Linked DNA regions of Mus musculus: all the other regions are linked to region 2. The links are chromatin loops, found by intact Hi-C in ENCODE. Cell type or tissue: left cerebral cortex. All regions are shown on one strand.

What was found. A loop is a pair of places that touch in the nucleus more often than their neighbours do. Peaks named below come from ENCODE experiments on the same cell type or tissue, not always from the same donor. Only the 100,000 strongest peaks of a DNase experiment are listed, where the experiment ranks them.
Region 1: a loop joins it to region 2, with 8 times the contacts of the local background. A loop is called at or near these places in 17 of 42 quality-filtered maps.
Region 3: a loop joins it to region 2, with 7 times the contacts of the local background. A loop is called at or near these places in 23 of 42 quality-filtered maps.
Region 4: a loop joins it to region 2, with 8 times the contacts of the local background. A loop is called at or near these places in 29 of 42 quality-filtered maps.

What each region holds. Positions count from the first base shown.
Region 1 is chr5:120,744,664-120,749,663 of GRCm38, forward strand. It overlaps Oas2 (2'-5' oligoadenylate synthetase 2), which reads right to left. Exons shown (of 11, transcript NM_145227.3): 1 at 4,796-5,000; 2 at 3,875-4,121; 3 at 1,014-1,192. Among named protein-coding and RNA genes, the nearest start is that of Oas2, 2.7 kb to the right of the region's middle. In left cerebral cortex, a CTCF peak has its summit at 1,979 (motif pointing left); a DNase peak (open chromatin) is centred at 1,985.
Region 2 is chr5:120,618,274-120,623,273 of GRCm38, forward strand. It overlaps Ddx54 (DEAD box helicase 54), which reads left to right. Exons shown (of 20, transcript NM_028041.2): 4 at 327-515; 5 at 603-652; 6 at 1,332-1,373; 7 at 1,491-1,586; 8 at 1,985-2,106; 9 at 2,199-2,260; 10 at 2,354-2,485; 11 at 3,342-3,552; 12 at 4,908-5,000. Among named protein-coding and RNA genes, the nearest start is that of Ddx54, 7.6 kb to the left of the region's middle. In left cerebral cortex, CTCF peaks have their summits at 1,106 (motif pointing right) and 2,579 (motif pointing right); DNase peaks (open chromatin) are centred at 1,101, 2,586, 3,112, 3,800 and 1 more place; H3K27ac peaks cover 1,773 bases.
Region 3 is chr5:120,711,713-120,716,712 of GRCm38, forward strand. It overlaps a transcript of Dtx1 not described here. Among named protein-coding and RNA genes, the nearest start is that of Dtx1, 2.5 kb to the left of the region's middle. In left cerebral cortex, a CTCF peak has its summit at 2,798 (motif pointing left); DNase peaks (open chromatin) are centred at 1,171, 2,447 and 2,788; H3K4me3 peaks cover 538 bases; H3K27ac peaks cover 460 bases.
Region 4 is chr5:120,671,566-120,676,565 of GRCm38, forward strand. It overlaps Rasal1 (RAS protein activator like 1 (GAP1 like)), which reads left to right. Exons shown (of 22, transcript NM_001359144.1): 16 at 1-120; 17 at 3,002-3,174; 18 at 3,825-3,962; 19 at 4,041-4,176. Among named protein-coding and RNA genes, the nearest start is that of Rasal1, 25 kb to the left of the region's middle. In left cerebral cortex, a CTCF peak has its summit at 2,265 (motif pointing left); DNase peaks (open chromatin) are centred at 2,262 and 3,298.

The DNA of each region.
Region 1 (5,000 bases), 130 kb after region 2:
TTTAAATTTTTAAAAAATATATAGTCAAATTTTTGTTTTATGTGTACAGGTGTTTTGTTTGCATGTTCTGGTGCCTGCATAACCTGGAGGTGTTAGATCCCTCTGGAGTGAAAGTTGGTTGTGGGATGGATGATGCAGGTGCTGGGAATCCAACCTTGTTCTCTGGAAGACCAATGTGTGCATGCTCGCTCTCTCTCTCTCTCTCTCTCTCTCTCTCAATTTATTTATTTATATAATATATGTGAGTATACTGTCACTGAGGAGGGCATCAGACGCCATTACAGATGGTTGTAAGCCACTATGTAGTTAGTTGCTGGGAATTGAACTTGGGACCTCTGGAAGAACAGTCAGTGCTCTTAACGGCTGAGCCATCTCTCCAGCCTACAATATGTGTTCTTAACTGCTGAACCATTTCACCAGCTTCAGAAGTTGAGATTAGCCTTAAACTCTAGAGCTGTGTGTCTTCTCTTCTAGAGTGCTGGGATCAGTCAGGTAGCCACCATGTCCTTGAGTTGAGAAAATAGTCTATTCTGGTTTGTGGCTGAAGAAGAGATCAAATCAGGTTGAGGTATGTTGTTAATATGGTTGAAATTTCCTCACTATGAATGATCTCAATAGAAAGCTAATACAGTAGGGCATGGTGGCTTTGGTCCCAGGACTTGGGAGTTGGCAGGGGCAGAGGCAGAGGCAGAGGCAGAGGCAGAGGCAGAGGCAGAGGCAGAGGCAGAGGCAGAGGCAGAGGCAGAGGCAGAGGCAGAGGCAGAGGCAGAGGCAGAGGCAGAGGCAGAGGCAGAGGCAGAGGCAGAGGCAGAGGCAGAGGCAGAGGCAGAGGCAGAGGCAGAGGCAGAGGCAGAGGCAGAGGCAGAGGCAGGTGGATCTCTGACTTTGAGTTCCAGGCTAGACTGAGACCCTCTTAAACAAGGCAACAGCTTTCGCCTACGCAGTCCATGCTCTCCCAATAAACGTGTTGCAGAAGGAAAAACAAAACAAAACAAGGCAACAACATACATTACCTGTTCATACCAGTGCTTGACCAATAGGATCAAATCCTTCAGTCTTTGGGGATATTTCTTGAAAAACCGCTGCTGCAGTGTGGTGAAGCAGTCTGAGAACTCCCCTGGTGAGGCTCTTACTTGATCCATGGATTTTTTGAGATCCACATAGACACAGGAGCTGGGATTCTCATTGGAGCCTTAGAGACAGGAGAGAGCAGCGGGAAGCTCAGCTGGAGTTGGGAAGATCCTCTATTGCCTGATCTGCTCGCTCTCTGGGAAAGCTAACAGTGGGGTTATTCTCCTTGATAGATAATAAAAGCTAAAATGAAGGCTCTGTGTGTGTGTGTGTGTGTGTGTGTGTGTGCGTGCGCGCGTGCGTGCGTGCGTGCGTGCGTGTGCGCGTGCACCCAAGACAGAATCAGTGGAGCCACACACAGCATGAGGCAGTAAATTACACATGAGAAATGAAGGCCTCTGGATAATACCAAAGCCAAATGTTTGTGTGCAACTACATACGTCTGTGTTACACTTCTACCAATGCCTCTTACACAGACTCGGGCACCTGGAGGTGACAGGACCAGGAAAGGGAGAGGTGTACGGACCAATTAGTTTCCACACTTGCTCACTGAGTTCCGCTGTTCATATTTAGGTACACAGCTTTGGGCAAGGAACCATATGGACTCCCCAGCAAGTACTGGGCACGTGCCCTTGCCATTTATTGACTAGTGACTCTATACCAGGCATAACTGAAGTCCTTTATGCAACAATGTAACAAGTCTTACAAGCCTCATGTGGGGCAAAACTACAGAAACCATGGCAACAACAGTCTGCCTGACCTGGTAGAGACAAGTATACCAGGCTAGTTGGCCTTTTTATTTAGTAAAGGAAGCGATTTCAGAGCCCCCGTAGGGTCTTATTTTTTCAGCAACATTTATTGCTTTCTTGTAATTAAATCTTATTTTGGAAGATGCAAATCTATCGCCATCTGGTGGCATCATACAGTACTACATGTGGAGAGTTTCTTCTCCCAGCAGTTTCCTTGATTGGGTCAAGGCAGCAGTTGGACTGGACTCCTACTACCAGACTCTGTGTATCAGAAGCGAGAACCCAGAATTTCCTGCAGCCCTTTCAAGGCAGGCACACCATTACAACTAAACGAACCTGTTAGCTGGTTCCTTTGATCTTAGATTTGGTGACAAGGGACCCAGGGGGTCATGTGTCAGTCCCTTTTCTGGTTGGAAGAGGGATGTCTTTCTTTTGGCTCCCTGTTAGAGGGTATAGCCATCATGGTGGGGAAGATATGGCTGCAGGAGGTGATGCTGCATGATGCCGTCTTGGACCAGGAAGAAAACACAGAATGGGAGTGGGGCCAGAAGCAGGCTGGGGTTACCACCCTTAAGACTCACTTCCCAGCCCTCCACTTCCTCTCCACACCCTCTGAAATGAGCTCCACAAGCTGGGACCAAGTGTTCAAACACATGAACCTGTAGGGACAGTTCACCTTCAAACCCTAAGATGGGAAGGGCCCAGGGATGCCACCTTTCTGGGAATGTCATCATGTGGGTGTACGTACATCTCCATCTTGTCAGAAAATGGTTAGGCGGTGGCCATTCAAGGGCTCAGTAACCCAGAAGTTTCTCAGGATTGTGGACAATGAAGGGGCCCTGGCCTCCAGCTCAGAGGTCCTGGGCTGTCAGCCCAGTGGAGTCCACTGCTGGCAGAATAGCTATGATACATTCTCGTGCTTCTGTTTTTCCACCCATCTATCTGTCCACCCCTATATCCATACATTTTCCATCTGTCCACACATCCATCCACCCATCCATCCAACCCACTCATCTATCCATCCATACATCTATCTATCTATCTATCTATCTATCTATCTATCTATCTATCTATCCATCCATCCACTTTTACATCCATCCATCCATCCATCCATCCATCCATCCATCCATCCATCCATCCACACATCCATCCATCTATCCATCTATCCGTTCACTTTTACATCCATCCATCCATCCATCCATCCATCCATCCATCCATCCACCCACCCATCCACACATCCACACATCCATCAATCCATCCATCCATCCATCCATCCATCCATCCACTTTAACATACATACATACATCTACCCACACATCCATCCATCCATCCATCCATCCACAATGCTTCCATTCATTTTCCATCTGTCCACACATCATCCATCCATTCATCCTCATACATGCATACCTATCCCTACATCCATCCACCCACACAAACACACATTTAGTGGGACCCAGCCATCCACCTGTCCACTTCCTTTCTACCATTTGTCCATCTGCCCATCACTCATCCACCCTCTCACCTATCAAGGCTCCCCTTTAGAACATTGTATCCAAAGTCAATGAGATGAAAATGAAGTGCTAGACAGAGTATGCCTAGGGAAGGAGGCTCTTGTCTCTTGGGAGTTGTGGTGGCTTGGATGAGAATGGACCCCAGAGGCTCATTATCTTTGCACACTTAGTCCTCAGTTGATGGATTGTTTGGGAAGAATTAAGAGGTGTGTCCTTGGGCTGGTGAGATGGCTCAGTGGGTAAGAGCACCCGACTGCTCTTCTGAAGGTCCGGAGTTGCTCCAACACTATGCCTGTCTGTTTCCCACCATGGTGATAAGGGGCTAACCCTCGGAAACTCGAAGCCAGCCACTTAGTTAAATGCTTCTTTTTATAAGAGTTGTCTTGGTCATGGGTGTCTCCTCACAGCAACTGACCAGTGACTAAGACAGGAGTTTACAAGCTCCATTTTGGAGACAGCCTCAGCCCACGGGACCCCAGTGGCCTCCCAGGACTCCCAGAATGCTTGGACACCCCCCCCACCCCCAGTCCCCAGATCACTCACGTAGAGGATTGAAGACTGGAAGTAATTGCAGGAGTATTCTCTGCCCTGGTACAGACACTTGTACTACAAGGGCATGTTCATGCTTTACTGACTTCTTCTCATGGATTTTCAGCCACAGTTCAATGACGTCAAGGTATGCATCTTGGTATTTTATCTGATCCTGGAACTGTTGGAAGCAGTCCATGAAGAGAACAAGGGTACCATCGGAGCAGCCTCTTAGGGCTGTTTCCCGGCCATAGGAGCCACCCTGTGGGGAAATGGAGGGGCAGTTGTGAGATCTAGACTTTCTGAAGCTCCAGGTAGTGACATTTCTTAAATCAAGTGAAATCCCCCAAATGGCACTGGCATTTTAAAATCAGGTTGCCAGCACCAGTTTGTGTCCATGTTTTGCATGCTAGCTCCAAACTGGGGTCAACTCAAAACTGCGCTAAGACGAACAAATAACACAGCAGAATACTATACAGGCATGGAAAAAAAATAGATATGGTAGAGTACTATGTAGGCATGAAAAAGATACACGAACAAAAATCTCATAAATGTGGAGTCAAAGACACTCTATGGCAAAGCACAAATGCATGTAGTCAATCCCTGGTAATTTACTGAGCACTGATAACAGCCGTCCCTGTGCTAAGAACACTGCGTGCTTCACCATCACAACACTCTGAAGTGGGGTCTAGGCTGACCTCATTCTGCAGATCTGGACACTGAGGCACAGAGAGGTAAAGGACCCTTCCGGGAGTCATGCAGCCAGGTGGAAGAAGACCTGGCAGCAGCTTGGGCCCCTTCACTGTCTGTCCTCAGAGGAAAGCCTTCGAAGTGCAATCCCCTGGGCCCTGTGTGGCACAATGCTCAGCACCACCACCTTTGGGAACAGCGAACTCTCCTGGGATGCAGAGCCCTGGCCCCCACCCTGAGCCTCACCTTAGCCACTTCCTTCACAGGGATCTGACTGCGCAGCAGGTCCCAGATGGCATCCACGGCCTGGTCTATCTGCTTCAGAGATTCTCTGTTAGGTTTGAGGTTTTCCTGGATATACCCTTCTAGCTTCTGCGATGGCACCGAGGACACCGCAATCTGCTTCAGACAGTTTTCGTTGGGTGTGAGGTTTGCCTGGATAGACTTTTCT
Region 2 (5,000 bases):
TCACCTTGCTTGTCACCTTGTGTGACTGAAGCTCCACATGGCTTAGCCATTTCATGGGGGGGTGGGGGGAGCAGAGCTGGGGTTTGACTGTGGCTCTCTGCCTCTTGCCATGCGGAGCCTGCCCAGGTAGCACACAAGCACCCCATGATCACCCAGCACGCTGGCTGCATGGGAGACAAGGTGGAGACCCAACTTGGGAGGCAGAGCCTCCTAGCACAAGGAGTCAAGGATGCTTACTGGAGGTGTGCTGACAGGCCTGTGGCTTACCTGTGCCTCAGCCATGCAGGGGCCAGAGCTGACAGTGCCTCCATCGTTATGTCTGACAGACCATCCCCGTGATCTTGGATGGCAAGGATGTGGTGGCCATGGCCCGGACAGGCAGTGGCAAGACGGCCTGCTTCCTCCTCCCGATGTTTGAGCGGCTGAAGGCACGCAGTGCACAGACGGGGGCTCGAGCCCTCATCCTCTCACCCACCCGGGAGCTGGCCCTGCAGACCATGAAGTTCACTAAAGAGGTATGCACGCGGAACTGGGCCTGGTGGGAAGGCTGAGGCGGCTGGCCCTCACCTGCCTTTGATCCCTCTGTCTCCCTCTCTCCACAGCTAGGCAAGTTCACCGGCCTCAAGACTGCCTTGATCCTGGGTGGAGACAAGTAAGGATTCCTTACCCGGAATCCCAGCTTCCCTCAGCAGCCACGCCCCTGTGCCTGAGGGTTCCCTTTGTGGGCCACAGCTGCTAGTCAGTAACAGCAGCTTCTCTGTGTGTTCAGACAAGCTGGCCAGGGGTTCGCGTGGTGGAAGCTGGGACAGGGCAGAGGGACCCGTCGGCTTGCAGTGTTGGGTCAGGGAGTTTGATGAGGCTTTCGTTGTATAGGATATGCCTTTCTCTGGGTGCTGAGGCTGCGGTTAGTCTGCCCTGCTTCTCTGTTCTGGCTTCTACTAGGGGCTGTAGTATGTGATTGTCAGACAGCTGAGCCTTCCCAAGCTATGTGGAGCCAGGATCCCCACTTCTACAGCTGCACCAGGGACTCATGAGAACAGACACTTAGCCCTAGGGGAATTAGGGTTCTAGGTGAAGCTGGTAATTCCAAGCTGAGTCACTAGGTGGCGCTGTGCGTTGGCGGCACTTTGCTGGTGAGGAGTCTAAGGTTCTCCCTTGTTTCTCAGCGGGGGCAGGGCCTTGACCAGGTGTCTCACAGTAAGCATTTCTCACTTCCATACCTATAGTGTGTGCTCCATGGCGAACTGTGGGGTTGCTTGGCTGTGGGGGAGGGCAGGGGAGGGACAGATTCAAAAGCACTGTTTCTCAGGCAGCCCTTGCTTTTCCCCTAGAATGGAAGACCAGTTTGCAGCCCTGCACGAGAACCCTGACATGTGAGTTTGTTGATGGGGGTGATGCTCTGGGGCCCCTTCCCAGAGAGTGGCGTGGAAGGTGTCGTGGGCTGTGGTGGTCCTGGGCCGGGAGTGACCTGGCCTGTGTATTGCTTCCAGAATCATTGCCACCCCTGGGCGTCTGGTGCATGTGGCTGTGGAGATGAACTTGAAGCTGCAGAGTGTGGAGTATGTGGTGTTCGATGAAGCAGACAGGTGAGGCCACGGGTATACCCCACCCCCAACCCCGAGCAACAGTCAAGGTTGTCCCCAGCGCTCAGGAAGCAAAGAAGAGGGAGGTCACAGGAGACTAGGTCTGCCCAGGAGATGTGAATGTATGTTTGAGTAGTCCCATCCCTGGGCATCTGCTCATCATCATTGTAAGTTTATGACTTAGTGCTGAAAAGAACGTTACATCCCATGCTGACTGTGGGCAGTAGAGAGGGCTCACTGAGGATGCGTGAGGCTGCGTTCATTCCCCTACAGCGGAGAAACAGACACAGGAAGATTCACAGTGCCACGTGGCCGGGGTTCTGAAGTGAGGGGAGCCAGGGTTCCAAGCTCTTTAGGGTAGGAGCCTACCATTGAGCCTCCCTGCCCGCCATTCCCTGCAGGCTCTTTGAAATGGGCTTTGCTGAGCAGCTACAGGAGATCATAGGCCGCCTTCCTGGGGGCCACCAGACGGTGCTGTTCTCAGCTACACTGCCCAAGCTGCTGGTGGAATTTGCACGGGCAGGTGAGCCAGTGAGTGGGGCGTGGTGCTGGACTCGGGGTGGGGGTGGGGTCTGCCCCTTCATGACCCCTGCAATCCCCCCCGCACCCCAACAGGCCTCACAGAGCCCGTGCTCATCCGCCTGGACGTAGACTCCAAGCTCAATGAGCAGCTCAAGGTGAGGTGGTGTTGGGCTCCTTCCTCAGGCTAGTGCCGGGGCAGAGTCGGCCAGTCCATGACCAGGAGTCCACATCCCTCCCTCTGCCCGCAGACCTCCTTCCTCCTTGTGCGCGAAGACACCAAGGCTGCTGTGCTCCTCTACCTGCTGCAGAATGTCGTTCGGCCCCAGGACCAGACTGTGGTGTTTGTAGCCACAAAGCACCATGCGGAGTACCTCACAGAGGTGAGCTGGGGCTCTGGGGGATGGAGAAACCATGGGCTCTCAAACCAGCTTCATCCAGCACCCAGAGTTGCACTTCCAAGGGAGGCCACCAGAGGGCAGCAATAGCGCGCCCATGAGCCTGGGTGGGGCTTTTCCCACACGCTGACATCAGAAGACACTGGTGAACTGTCAATGCCGTTGTGAGGGTGCAGACCCTGTCAGCACACCCAAGTTGGTTTTGGCCTGTCTTGCTTTCTGTTCCAGTCATCTGCAGTAACTCCTAGTGGACCTGGATTTTTGGGGGGGTGAATTTCCAGTTTGTGCCATGCCTGACACCTAAGTATAAAGCTAGCGTGTTAGCAGGGTGGCGTGCCCTTGGCCTTCTCTGTACATTCACACCTGTGTGACCCGCAGTTAGATGCTTGCATCTGGAGAGTGCCAGCAGCCTGGAAGGCTGGGGGAGGGGCTGCCTAGCCACTGTCTCGCCCCAGTAGGCACACCTGGGCACTGTTGAGGGCACGGGTGCCTGAGTCTCATTTACCCGGCATGTTAACGGCGCCTTCCTCCCCCGAGCGTCGGAGACTAAAATAGTAACTTGGAGAGAGCGGTTGGTGTTCACAGGCTTCCTGTGTCTCAGGCTCGTTCCTCAATGGTACATTAACCACGTAGTCCTGTGAGGCACAGAGAGACTGAGTAATTGGCCCATGGTCACACAGGATCCAGCAGCCTTGCAGAGCTAGGAAGTTAGGTAGGAGCTGCTTTGATGCTGACGCAGGGAGCAGTGTTCAGACCCAGAGTGCCCGAGCCTGGGCCCAGCCTCCAGCCCTTGCTCCTTCCTGCAAGCTTCCCCCACCCTCACCGCCTTTCCTCTGCACAGTTGCTGATGGGCCAGGGTGTGAGTTGCGCCCACATCTATAGTGCCTTGGACCAGACGGCCCGCAAGATCAACTTGGCCAAGTTCACACACAACAAATGTTCCACCCTCATCGTGACTGACCTGGCCGCCCGGGGCCTGGACATCCCACTGCTGGACAACGTCATCAACTACAGCTTCCCTGCCAAGGGCAAGCTCTTCCTGCACCGAGTGGGTGAGGCGCCTAGCTGCACTGGGGGCCTTGGGGGCGGGCGGGGGGAGGGGTGCTGTACCGTGCTGGCAGCTGGGAATTTGGGGAAACTGAGGCCTTAAGTAATGTCCCTTGGGTGGGTTCTGACAGGCAGCCTCAGCTCCCAGAGCTTCCTTTCTTTCGGTGTTGGGAACAGAGCCCATGGTGTCGCTCAGGCTGGGAAAACTGCCACAGACCAAGTCGTGTGCTGTGTTCATGAATGCAGGCAGATTAAAGTGTGCATGGGAGAGAGGCCGGGCATGGGGCTTCTTAGAGTTGTTCTCTGTGTGACTGAGTGGTTGAATTCATACGCACATCTGCCGGGCAGAGGAGGGGCAGCCACTGGGCGTTGGTGTCCTGATACTTCACTGTAAGGCCCGCAGGAGCCCCTGACCATGAGACCCAGTTCCTGACCTGGCTGGTGGCTGCCTGCTGTCTCCAAGTCTCTATTGCTCTCTGAACAGCTGGCTCTCCCATCTGGGGAGTTTCCAGAGCTACTCGGGGGAATTCCTCAGGTGCCACATGACAGGCCACTCCCTCTGAAACCTGCAAATGAGGGGAGGCATGGGAAAAAGCTGGGCGTGGCAGGGCTTGTTTGTGGTCAGAGCACTTAGGATGCTGAAGCAGGAGGATCAGGAGTTTGAGGCCAGCCAAGGCTATATAGAGTAAGCCTAGCTGAAGTGTGATACCTGCCATTCACTCCAGACCCTGCTGGAGGCCTGTTGGGTTGTTCCCTACCAGCTGCTGCTGTTCAAGGCTCTAGCATGTACATGTGTTTTCATTTACTGTGACGTCCTTCTTCATGGGTGGCACATCTTCAGTAAAGGGCCCCAGTGGTGACTATTTTTACATGATGCACTATACCATCTTTGTTGTTGCTAATTCAGTCTACAGTGTTAAGTGGAAAGTTCCACTGGGAATATGTAAATGAGCAGGCCTGGCTGTGTGCCAGTAAAACTTTATTGTTCAAGCAAGTGGTGGGCCAGGTGGAGCTTCCCCCGTCCTGGCTCTGTGACTCCCTGGTGGTCATCGGCTTGTTGACCCGTCAGCCCTCTGACCCAACACCTTTCAGGAGTTCTGGCCCAAACCTTTTTTGCTGAGAATTTGCAGTCTTAATTAACCCTTGGGGGGAAAAATATTCCCAAATTGGCAGTGCCCAGGACTTTTGAGTCCGGGTCACAAGAGGTACTTGTCCTGCTTTTGATCACTCTACCAACCAGTACCCACCCCTGACCACCTACCCTGTAGGTGGGGGCAGCAGTTCAGGAAAGGCCCTGGCCTAGCTCTAGCCCTCAGGGAGTTGGGGTCCCTTGGCTGAAACTCAACTTTCCCCGCTACAGGCCGTGTGGCCCGAGCAGGCCGAAGTGGCACAGCCTATTCTTTGGTGGCCCCAGACGAGGTCCCCTACCTGCTTGACCTACACCTGTTCCTGG
Region 3 (5,000 bases), 93 kb after region 2:
AGGAGACCGATCCGCCCAGCCGCTGTGACACGCGAGTCACCGAGTCCCCGGCTGGGCCCACGAGGCATCAGATCCGTTCTGTGTTTAGGGGTTCTGGTTCCAATCTATCATCTTTGCATTTAGCATCTATGCTAGGGCCTGGTACACAACAGGCGCTCAATAAGTACTTGAATGAATGAATCTGATTTAGAGACAGTCTAAAGACTGCTCATAAGGCCACTGGCCAACTACAGGGTGATCTCTTGGAGCAGCAGTTTAAGCGTTCATGGGCACTGTGATAGGCCCTCTGGCAAGCTGAACACAGCATCTGCAGACACAGGTATGGACTGAGAGAGGAGACATCCAGGACCTGCCCTGTTTAGATTGGGAAAGATGAGGCTGTGTGGGACTGCGATCCAGGCAGCTGAGCAGGGTTAAGGGACCTCTTTGGGAGCCAGACCAGAGTGGCCCTTGCTCCTCCTCTGTTGGGATCTGGGGGGATTGGGGGAGGGCAGGGGGAAGGGAGAGCAAGGGTGAAGGGCAGGCTACACTAGGCTCACTCCCAGAACCAAAACTGGATTAGCTGGAGTCTTTACCCTGCCCAGGACACCTGCGTTTTTGTTGTTGTTTTGTTTGTTTGTTTTTAGAAGAAAGCCATTCACAGCTACATCTAGTCACTGCTTAATGACCACCTTGCAATCGGTGGGAACCTGAGGTCCTCAGGGTAAGGAAGTCATCAACTCAAAGTTGCACAGGGATTTAGTAGCAAACACAAAAGAAGAATCCAGCCAACTCCTCCCAGCAGCCTCTCTTGATTCATCGGTCTTCCCTCCTCCTCCTCCTCCTCCTCCTCCTCCTCCTCCTCCTCTGTGACACCCCATATCACGCCATCAACTACTTTAACCACTTACACAAAACTGATTCCTGCTCAAAAGGCCCCTAAGGGCTTCCACCACGGTTCACCTCTGTGGCCCAAGATCATCACAAATGATGGCTTCTGCTTATTGAGTGTCCATTCCATTCAGCCCCTGGAGGTAAGACTGTGTCCTCATGTTATGGGCAGGAAGCAAAATCTCTGGAAGCTCAGAGAGGTTACTCAGTTTGTCCGACTTCCCACAAGAGTGAGTAGGGCTGGGAGTTGACGCCTCAACGCCTTTGCACTTTCCATGGCAACAGGCCGCCATGATGCGTGTTGAATGACTAATGGATGTAATCTGGCTGATCTAGCACAGTGAGGCCTTTCACCAAGGAGGGCTGAGAAGGACTACACGCAGTTAACAGCCACCTGTGGCTGCAGGCCCAGAAGGGGCGGGATCTCAGGATCCCATTCCTAGGAGCATGCATTGGTCACTCTGTCCCTGTCACACAGAACAGGATGGATGCGGGATTCCAGGCTCTTCCCACCCCCTCTCTGTCCATCTAGAGCTGGGGCCAGCTCTTCTCTGTTCTTTTAAGAGTGATATATATGGTTCTGGTTCCTATCTATCTATTTATCTATCTATCTATCTATCTATCTATCTATCTATCTATCTATCTATCTATCTATATCTTTGGGGCCCTTGGAAGTCAGGGGACTTCCTGAGGCTATAGGGCTGAGTGTGGTGAAGGTGGATTTGAGGGACCCCAGAAGGGTGACCTGTAAAGCCCATCCTGTGACAAGGGGCCATTGTGTTGATGATCTCGTGTCTAAGCTGTGACCCAAGAATGGTGCTTTCCTATCAAGAGGCAGGAGACCCAGGGTGACGAGATACCCTACATACATACCCGAAGTTCATGTGGGGCATCCATCCATACTGGTCTCCAGCGAGAGCACCTGATCGTTGTCCAAGTCCTCAAAGATGGTAAGAGTATAATCCTTACCGGGGAAACTGATTTGTTTTTCTGGATTCAAGAGAGTGAGGCCAAGGCAGTTTGAGTCGAGGGTCTCTGTATCGTGAGCACTCCAGGTCTGTTTGGGGGCCATTCACAGATCCCTTGGTTAAAAAAACATTTATACCGAGTCCGGCAAGGTGGCTCCGTGGGGAAAGGCACTTTCTGCCAAGCCCTTAGACCTGACTGAGTTCAATCCCTGGGGCCACTTGGAATGGCAGGGAGGTCAGCGGGCCTGAGTGTGGGTGTGGACTCCTGTCCTGAAAATGATAGAGCAGAGGAAAAGAATGGAACAGGTGGGTGGGAGGCAAGAGGAAGAAAGAGAAGAGGACAGACACTCCTGGGTCCACAGAGGGGTCCGGTTCAGCCCCAAAGTCAGCTTCCTTGGTTCCTCCTCGAATTGTCTGACCCAGGCCCCAGTTGGGCATAGGATGCAGGCAGTTACAGGATGTTTCGAGTACATTCTGTGAACCAGGTACTCTGTACGTCCTTCTCGGGCTTCCAACCTCCCAGCAGGCATTGCGGCAGACTTCCCACACCCCCGGACCTGGCTATTGTACCGTGCATCTGAGGACATAGGTACATAGGTACATGGTTTTTGATGGATGTCTCCACTTCCTCATAGATCTCAATATCTTTAATCCACGGAGTCTGGATGAGGCCCTTTCACCACCTCTCCCTTTGAATCCAAGTTGGCTGGCTGTGGGTGCCCTTGACGTAGGCTCCTTTCTCCATCGCAGAGGAGAAGGACCCACGGGAAATAAAAACAGGCTGACAGTTAGTGTGACCCAGATGTGCTTGAAGTTCGGTGGCCCCTGGAGCTGAAACAGTTGTTCTATCTGTGGAACACGTAGGCTGGCCAAGGGGAGGATAGAACTCGATCCACCTGCAAGAGTCCAGGTCTTCCGCCGCGGAACGAAATAGGAGCGGGTGCAGAGCGCCCCCTCGTGGCCAGAGCTTACTTCCTCGCTTTCCTGCAGGCCTGGCTGCCTTTTTAGGTAATCTATTTAAACCGATTCTTATTGTGGCAAAAGCCAGGAACGTAAGATTTCCTCATCTCAGTCACATTCGAGTTTACAATTCATCAGCACCAAGTAGGTTCCTGTTGTGTAAATGTCCACCGGAGGCTTTGTCCTGCAGATATGAAGTCTTTGCTCTCTGTTCACTTATTAATTCATTCCCACCGTGGGGCGTTCAGAACAGTGTCTATGGGCACAGGGTAAAGTGTCTCTTTGAGACTTTGCTTTCGATTCCGTTGGCTGTGCCCATTGTCAATACAGTCGTATCTAGAGTTACCTGCTAAATGGTAAGGCTGGGCTCTGGGCATATGTTTCCCTCAGGGAGCTCCCAGAAAGGATTAATCCAGGTAAGAGACCTGAATTTCATGTGGACCACGAATTTCATGTGGACCATGCTGTCCTGTGTGCTGGTGACCAGGTCAGGAAGAGGGGGGAAAAAGGAGCCATTCAAGTGCTGACCCGCTCCCCTCCTGGGCTTCCTACAATTTGCTCTGTTACACCCTGTCCTCATGATGGATGGGAGCTTCGGAAGCCCTGAGCTGGCTTCCTGCATCCTGTGTCCTCCCTCAGGCTGTGTCTGTCAAGTGTTTCATCCCAGAGATGAGAAAAGTGACCTAATGTCAGAGTCTAAGTCATGCTCCCCCCAAATTCATAAGCTGAGGCTTAGCGCTCGATATGGCTGTGTCGGGGGACACAGTTCCAACCCAGCAAATGCATTAGGAGAGTTGAGTGCTGTCTGTCTGTCTGTCTGTCTGTCTCTCCTCTCTCCCTCTGTCTCCCTCTCTGTCTCTCTTTCTCTGTCTCTCTCTTTCTCTCTCTGTCTCTGTCTGTCTGTCTGTCTCTCTCTGTCTCTTTCTCTCTTTCTGTCTCTCTCTCTTTCTATCTGTCTCAATCTCTCTCTCCCCTGTCTCTCTTTTGTCTCTCTGTCTCTCTGTCTCTCTCTCTCTCTCTCTCTCTCTCTCTCTCTCTCTCTCTCTCCCTCCAAGCTACATGATCATGTACGTATAATTTTGGGGCGGGGGAAGCCCTGAGAGCAGATCCACACAGGATATCTAACTTACCTGGAAGCATTCTGCTCCCTATGTCCTGACCACAGCAGGATGAGCAGCTAGAAACTGTGACCTGTGGCCTCCCTGTCGTCTCCCCGAAGCCTCATTCACAGTTAGCTAAAGGGAGTCCACGAAGAGCATCCAGACATGGCAGCAGAAGAAGGAAAACTTCCCAAGTCACGTGGGCATTGGAGTCACCCAGGGCACCTATCTCAGCCCAGATAAGGGAGGCCCAGCTGGCGCACGGGTTCATGGGAGATCATTTCTGGTGGCTGTTCGTGTCCTCTCTGGCTGTAGGGATTTTTCATGCAGTTAGGATTGGTGAAGTGGGTGCATTACCTGGAAGCTTTCAGATACATTTTTTTTTAATTTAAATCTTATTTGGTGGGGGCTACGTGTGCCCTGGCATGTGTCTTCAGATCTAAGGGGAACTTATGGGAGTTGATTCTCTCTACCATATAGGTGCCAGAAATTGAAGTCAGGTTCTGTAGGCTTGGTGACAGTCACTGTTTCAGTGCTGGCCCAGGACTCTTATTTTTAATGGGGAGCCTTACGGAGGTCAGCAGCAACTTCGGTCCAATGATGCTACAGACGAAGAGAACTGATGGTGTGTGATGCTCTCTCCCTTGGACCCTCTGCCCTCTCTCAGACCCTCTGCTCTCCCTCCATCCCTCCCTCCCATCCTGCCCTCCCCTTCCTCCCTTCCTCCCTCCCTCCCAGTGGATTTTTGTGACCATGGAGAGGGGCCAGGCTAAGGTCCACAGGGTGGGGGGGGTGGAGCTTAGGGAAGAACTGATGGTTGTCTGGTCACAGAATTCTTTCTTCCTCTGGGGACTTCAGTTTTGTTCTCTTGGGACTGCCAACTGATTGGGTGACGGCCACCCATGTTTTTGAGGGTTAAATCTCTCGACTCAGCACCTACTCCCCCAAATCTTCGCAATACCGTCACGGCAGCGTGGAGATGGCTGGGTGTTTGATGAAACATCTGGGCACCATCGCCTAGCCAAGTTGACACCTAAAACTAACCATACCAGCAGCAAGATTCTTCTGATTTTGCACAAAAGGTAGATAGACGGTCTTTTCA
Region 4 (5,000 bases), 53 kb after region 2:
GCCAGCAGCTGGGCCAGGGCAAGGAGCAGTGGCTAGCCCCGCTCCATCCCTTCCTGCTGCAGAGCATCTCACGTGTGAGGGACTTCCTGGACCAGCTGGTGGATGTGGACGAGGATGAGGGTGAGTCCTGTGGTCCTTCCACTCCTGGCTTGTCCCCCCCCCCATCCCCCGGGAGCACTCGATATCCCACTCCCTTAGTCCCCAGTACTAAAACTCTGGACCTGCAGGTCAACTAGTCAGTCAACTAACGTTTTGTGTCGGGCTTGGTTAGGTCATCTCTGCCAATGTAGCAGTGTGGTAGGGTCATGGCATGGAATCTCTGGTATGGGCATGCTCATTAAGTCCCTGTTATGTAACAGGTACCACCCCAAAGGCCTGGGACTGAGAGTTAGTGGAGTCGAGCTTGCTTTGCATGTACGAGGTCCTAGGTTCCACCCCAGCACTAAAAAAAAGAAAGATAAGATAGATTCCCCTGCAGGTTTTTCAGATAAAGTCATTTCATGAGGGAGAAATGACTCAGTGGGTAAAGTGCTGAGCAAACTTGAGGATCTGAGTTCAAATTCCCAGTCACCTAAAATCCAGGCCTGGCTGTGCCTGCTAATAGCCCTGGCCTTGGAGGTGTGAAGACAGGCAGATCATCCGGGATTCCCTGGCCAGCCACTGTAGTCAAAATGGTGAGCTCCAAGCTCAACAAGTGGCTCAGTCTCAAAGAATAAATTGGGGCCGGGCGTGGTGGCGCACGCCTTTAATCCCAGCACTGGGGAGGCAGAGGCAGGCGGATTTCTGAGTTCAAGGCCAGCCTGGTCTACAAAGTGAGTTCCAGGACAGCCAAGGCTACACAGAGAAACCCTGTCTCAAAACACCAAAAAAAAAAAAAAAAAAAAAAAAAAAAAGAATAAATTGGGGAGCAACAGAGAAAGACTCCAGATGTCGTCCTCGGGTCTCCACATGCACACACGTACACACAATACATACACCCATGCACACATGCACGCAAATGCAGATATGGACACACACGTACAAATGCACACACGATACACACATGCAGACGTGTGCATACATGTACAAAGGCACACATATGTACAAATATATACATGCATTTATATACATGCACACACATGCATGCACATGCACAAGACATACACACATGCAGAGACATACACACACATGTACAAATATACACACATGCATACACTTGTATATACATGCATACAAACACACACATATGCACACACATGCATGCACCACACATACCAAAAAAGGGAGTGAGACAGAAGAAAATCCTGGACTTATTCATAGAATCTCACTCTCATGGGGACCATGTTGTAAGACAATTATCAAGGGCTGAGGCGTGGTGGCACAGGCCTTTAATCCCAGCACTCGGGAGGCAGAAACAGTCGGATTTCTGAGTTTGAGGCCAGCCTGGTCTACAGAGAGAATTCCAGGACAGCCAGGGCTACACAGAGAAACTCTGTCTCAAAACAAAACAAACAAGATAGCAAATAAAACAACCAGGCTGGAGAAGGGACTCAGTGGTTGAGAGCACTGGCTGCTCTACCAGAAGACCTGGACTTGTTCCCAGCTCCTACATGACAGCCCACATCTGTCTGTAACTCCAGTTCCAGGGGGTCTGACACCCTAACACACACACATGCAGGCTAAACGCCAATGCGCATGAAATAAAAATAAATAAAACCACTAAAAAATTATTGAAAAAAAAACCACCAAAACCAATCCAAACTATGCAACCAACAACCAAATAAACAGAAAAGACAATAGCCAAGTTGATGGGGTGTCAGGGAGTTACCAAGGAAGGGAGAAGGGGGGGGCTTGGGAGGGCGAAGGCGGTGTCCACATCTTTATTCCCAACATTCAGGGGGCAGAAACAAGAGAGGCCTGGTCTATGGAGAGTTCTAGGCCAGGCAGGGTGTCACAGTGAGATCCAATCTAATGAAAGAGAGGGAAGGAAGATGAAAAGACAGGGAAGAGAAGAGATGGCCCAGAGATGGCCCGAGTGGGCCTCCCTGGTGCCACTAGAATGACACTCTGGAGTATGTGCTGTGACTCTTTTGGAGTGTTGTTTAATTGACACCAGCTCCCGTACGGGGACGCTGCCCCGTGCCCCAAGAATGGAGTCAGAGTTTATCTGGACTGCTGCTTTATTTATTTATTTTTCCTCAAAGTCCCCCTCCTCTGACTCACCAAGCACCAAGCACCTGTCTACTCAAGCGCGGATGCAACGTTGGGTTCAGAGCGCCACCTAGTGTCAGTGCTGTGGAATGACTGCGAACTCAGGCAACCGGGCACAGACCCAAACCAGGACTTAAACACACTCCAGTTTGCTCTTATCAGAGATTCTCCTGGCCTCAGAGATAGCGATGGGGGCGAGGATGGCTTCTTTGGGGCTTCTGTCTGGGCAAGCAGAATAGTTAAATGGCATCTTGGTTCAAGATGGAGTCACTCTGGCTGAGATTTGGAGAACCAGTGTCAATGCCAGAGTGAGCCAGGCAGGGGAAACAGCACGTGCAAAGGCCCTGGGGTGGGAACAGAGGACAAGAGATGAGAGAAAGAGAAAGGGGTTAAAGAAAGAAAGAAGTGGGGTGCTAAAAAGCTGTGGCAGAACTGGGGCTTGTTTGGGAGTGGTGCCGTGTAGCCCTCGGAAATAGAGGACTTGGGGTGGAGGGCACGACAGAATGGGGGGCTCAGATCACATAGGGGTAACCTGGGCAGTGGAGAGCCCTGGTTGTGGTGGTCTGGGGGTGAGGTGGGGTATCTGGGACAGAGAGAGGTCTGCAGCCTGGAGCTTGAGGCTGTCTGAGACATCACTGGATTGACTAGGACAGCTGCAGTCTCACAAGCAGGGCCCTGAGAGAGGCCTGGGTTCCACTTTCCCCAGCTGCTAACCCCTCCTTGTCACAGCGGGTAGGACTTCCTGCCCCTTGGCAGGTGCTAGAGACCCCAGAGATGGCAGAGTCCCACACCCTCTTTCTCGATTTCCCAGAGGCCGGGGGTCCAGCCTGCGCCCTGGTCCAACCCTCAACCATTGTTCGAGAAGGCTTCCTGCTGAAGCGCAAGGAGGAGCCTGGAGGCCTGGCCACGCGCTTTGCCTTCAAGAAGCGCTACTTCCGGCTGAGTGGGCGGGACCTCTCCTACTCCAAGACTCCGGAGTGGCAGGTGGGACTCCAACATGCCCCGCCCCCAAGCTCCCACCTCCTTTCCCCTCCCATCAGAGCAGCTGTTCCAAACTTTTGGCTTACTCTCAGCTTGGGGCCAGCATGGCCTGCGACAGGGATGCTGGGCATGCTCTCCCAGGTGTGGACACGTGGGGGTGGAGGTGGGGGGCCACAAAGTCCACACCAAGCATCATAGGCTCACACACAGGATCCATCTGTCCTGACGGCTCTGAGCAGGTGTGTATCCGGGCACTCACTCAGCTGCGTAATCACCCGTGTATCTGTGTGTGTGTGTGTGTGTGTGTGTGTGTGTGTGTGTGTGTGTGCTGGGCTCTGTGCCAGCTGTCCTGTGCTAATGAGTGTAACCCGAGGGAGACTAGGACTTGGCTTGTGGGCACTGCTTGCAATTCATCAACTGGCGATGATGATTGTGGGACGGTGGTCCTGGTTGGTGATGATAGTTGTAATGATGACAATGGTGGTGATGATGATGATGGTGGTGGTGAAGCAAACTCAGACCTAGAAAAACCGTGTCACTCAGCTGGCCGCAGAGCAGGACTGTGGAGAGGACACAACAGAGCTATCAGGAATTGAATATGGGGCCTCAAGCACTCCACCTGGTGTCACAGCCCTGTCCCTGGCGGCCCACAGGTTCACACATCCATCCCGCTGTCCTGCATCCGGGCTGTGGAGCATGTGGACGAGGGTGCCTTTCAACTGCCACACGTCATGCAGGTGGTGACACAGGATGGCGCCGGGACGTCACACACCACCTACCTCCAGTGTAAGGTGAGGCTTGGGGCACAGCCAGAGGCGGGGTCTGTGGCTCAGCCTCACTCATCTTCTTCCGGCCTCCATCTCTTGCAGAACGTGAATGACCTCAACCAATGGCTGTCAGCCCTGCGCAAAGCCAGTGCCCCCAACCCGGGCAAGCTGGTTGCCTGCCACCCTGGTGCCTTCCGCAGCGGGCGCTGGACCTGCTGCCTCCAGGCTGAGCGCTCAGGTGAGGTGGTGGGTATGCCACAGGCTCTATGGTCCCCATCTGCCAGTCAGAAGCATCCCACTTCCACCTGGGCGTGTGGTGCAACCTCCAGCGTGTGACTTAATTTCTCTGTGCCTTAGTATTCTCATCTGGGAAGTGGGGTTGCAGACAGCCGGTACCTCCTTGGTCCTATTAGCTGATACCAAGTTGATATATTCAAAGTGTAGTATTTGCTTCATGCAAGTCCTGTTTCCAACATCCCTACTATGTGTCAGGTTTTCACAGCAGAGACAGATGTGTTGAAGTTAGATGGGGATATGATGACCGTGACAGGTTGCTCTGCTGTTGCGGGGATGAATCCCTAGCCCTGAGCTCTCTACTACTGACCCGCAACCCAGCTCCAGCTAAACACTTAAAGTATTAGAATGACCAGCCTGAGGCTTTGTCTGAGACTGAGCCCCAAGGCAGGGATCAGGAAGGCTTCCTGGAGAAGGTGTTGCTTTGACTGGCTAGTGTGAAGTGGAGACAGTGAGTGAGAATGTGCAGAGCTGGAATCAGGATGAACAGAAGGGGCTGGAGCAGGGCTAGTGGATCTTTGTGGTCTGTTTTGGCTTCCCTTCTCTTTCTGGGATAAAACACTCTGCCTGAAAGCAATTTAGGGGAAGAAAAGGTTAGTCTGAGACCATGGCACAACTCCATCTGCTGGCTCACCCATGGGTTTACACTTAGCCAGCTTTCTGATGCAGCCCAGGATCACCGGCATAGGGAATGGTGCCACCCACAGTGGGCTGGACCCACTAACAATCAACACAGATGTGACCACGGGATAATTTGATCTGGGCATT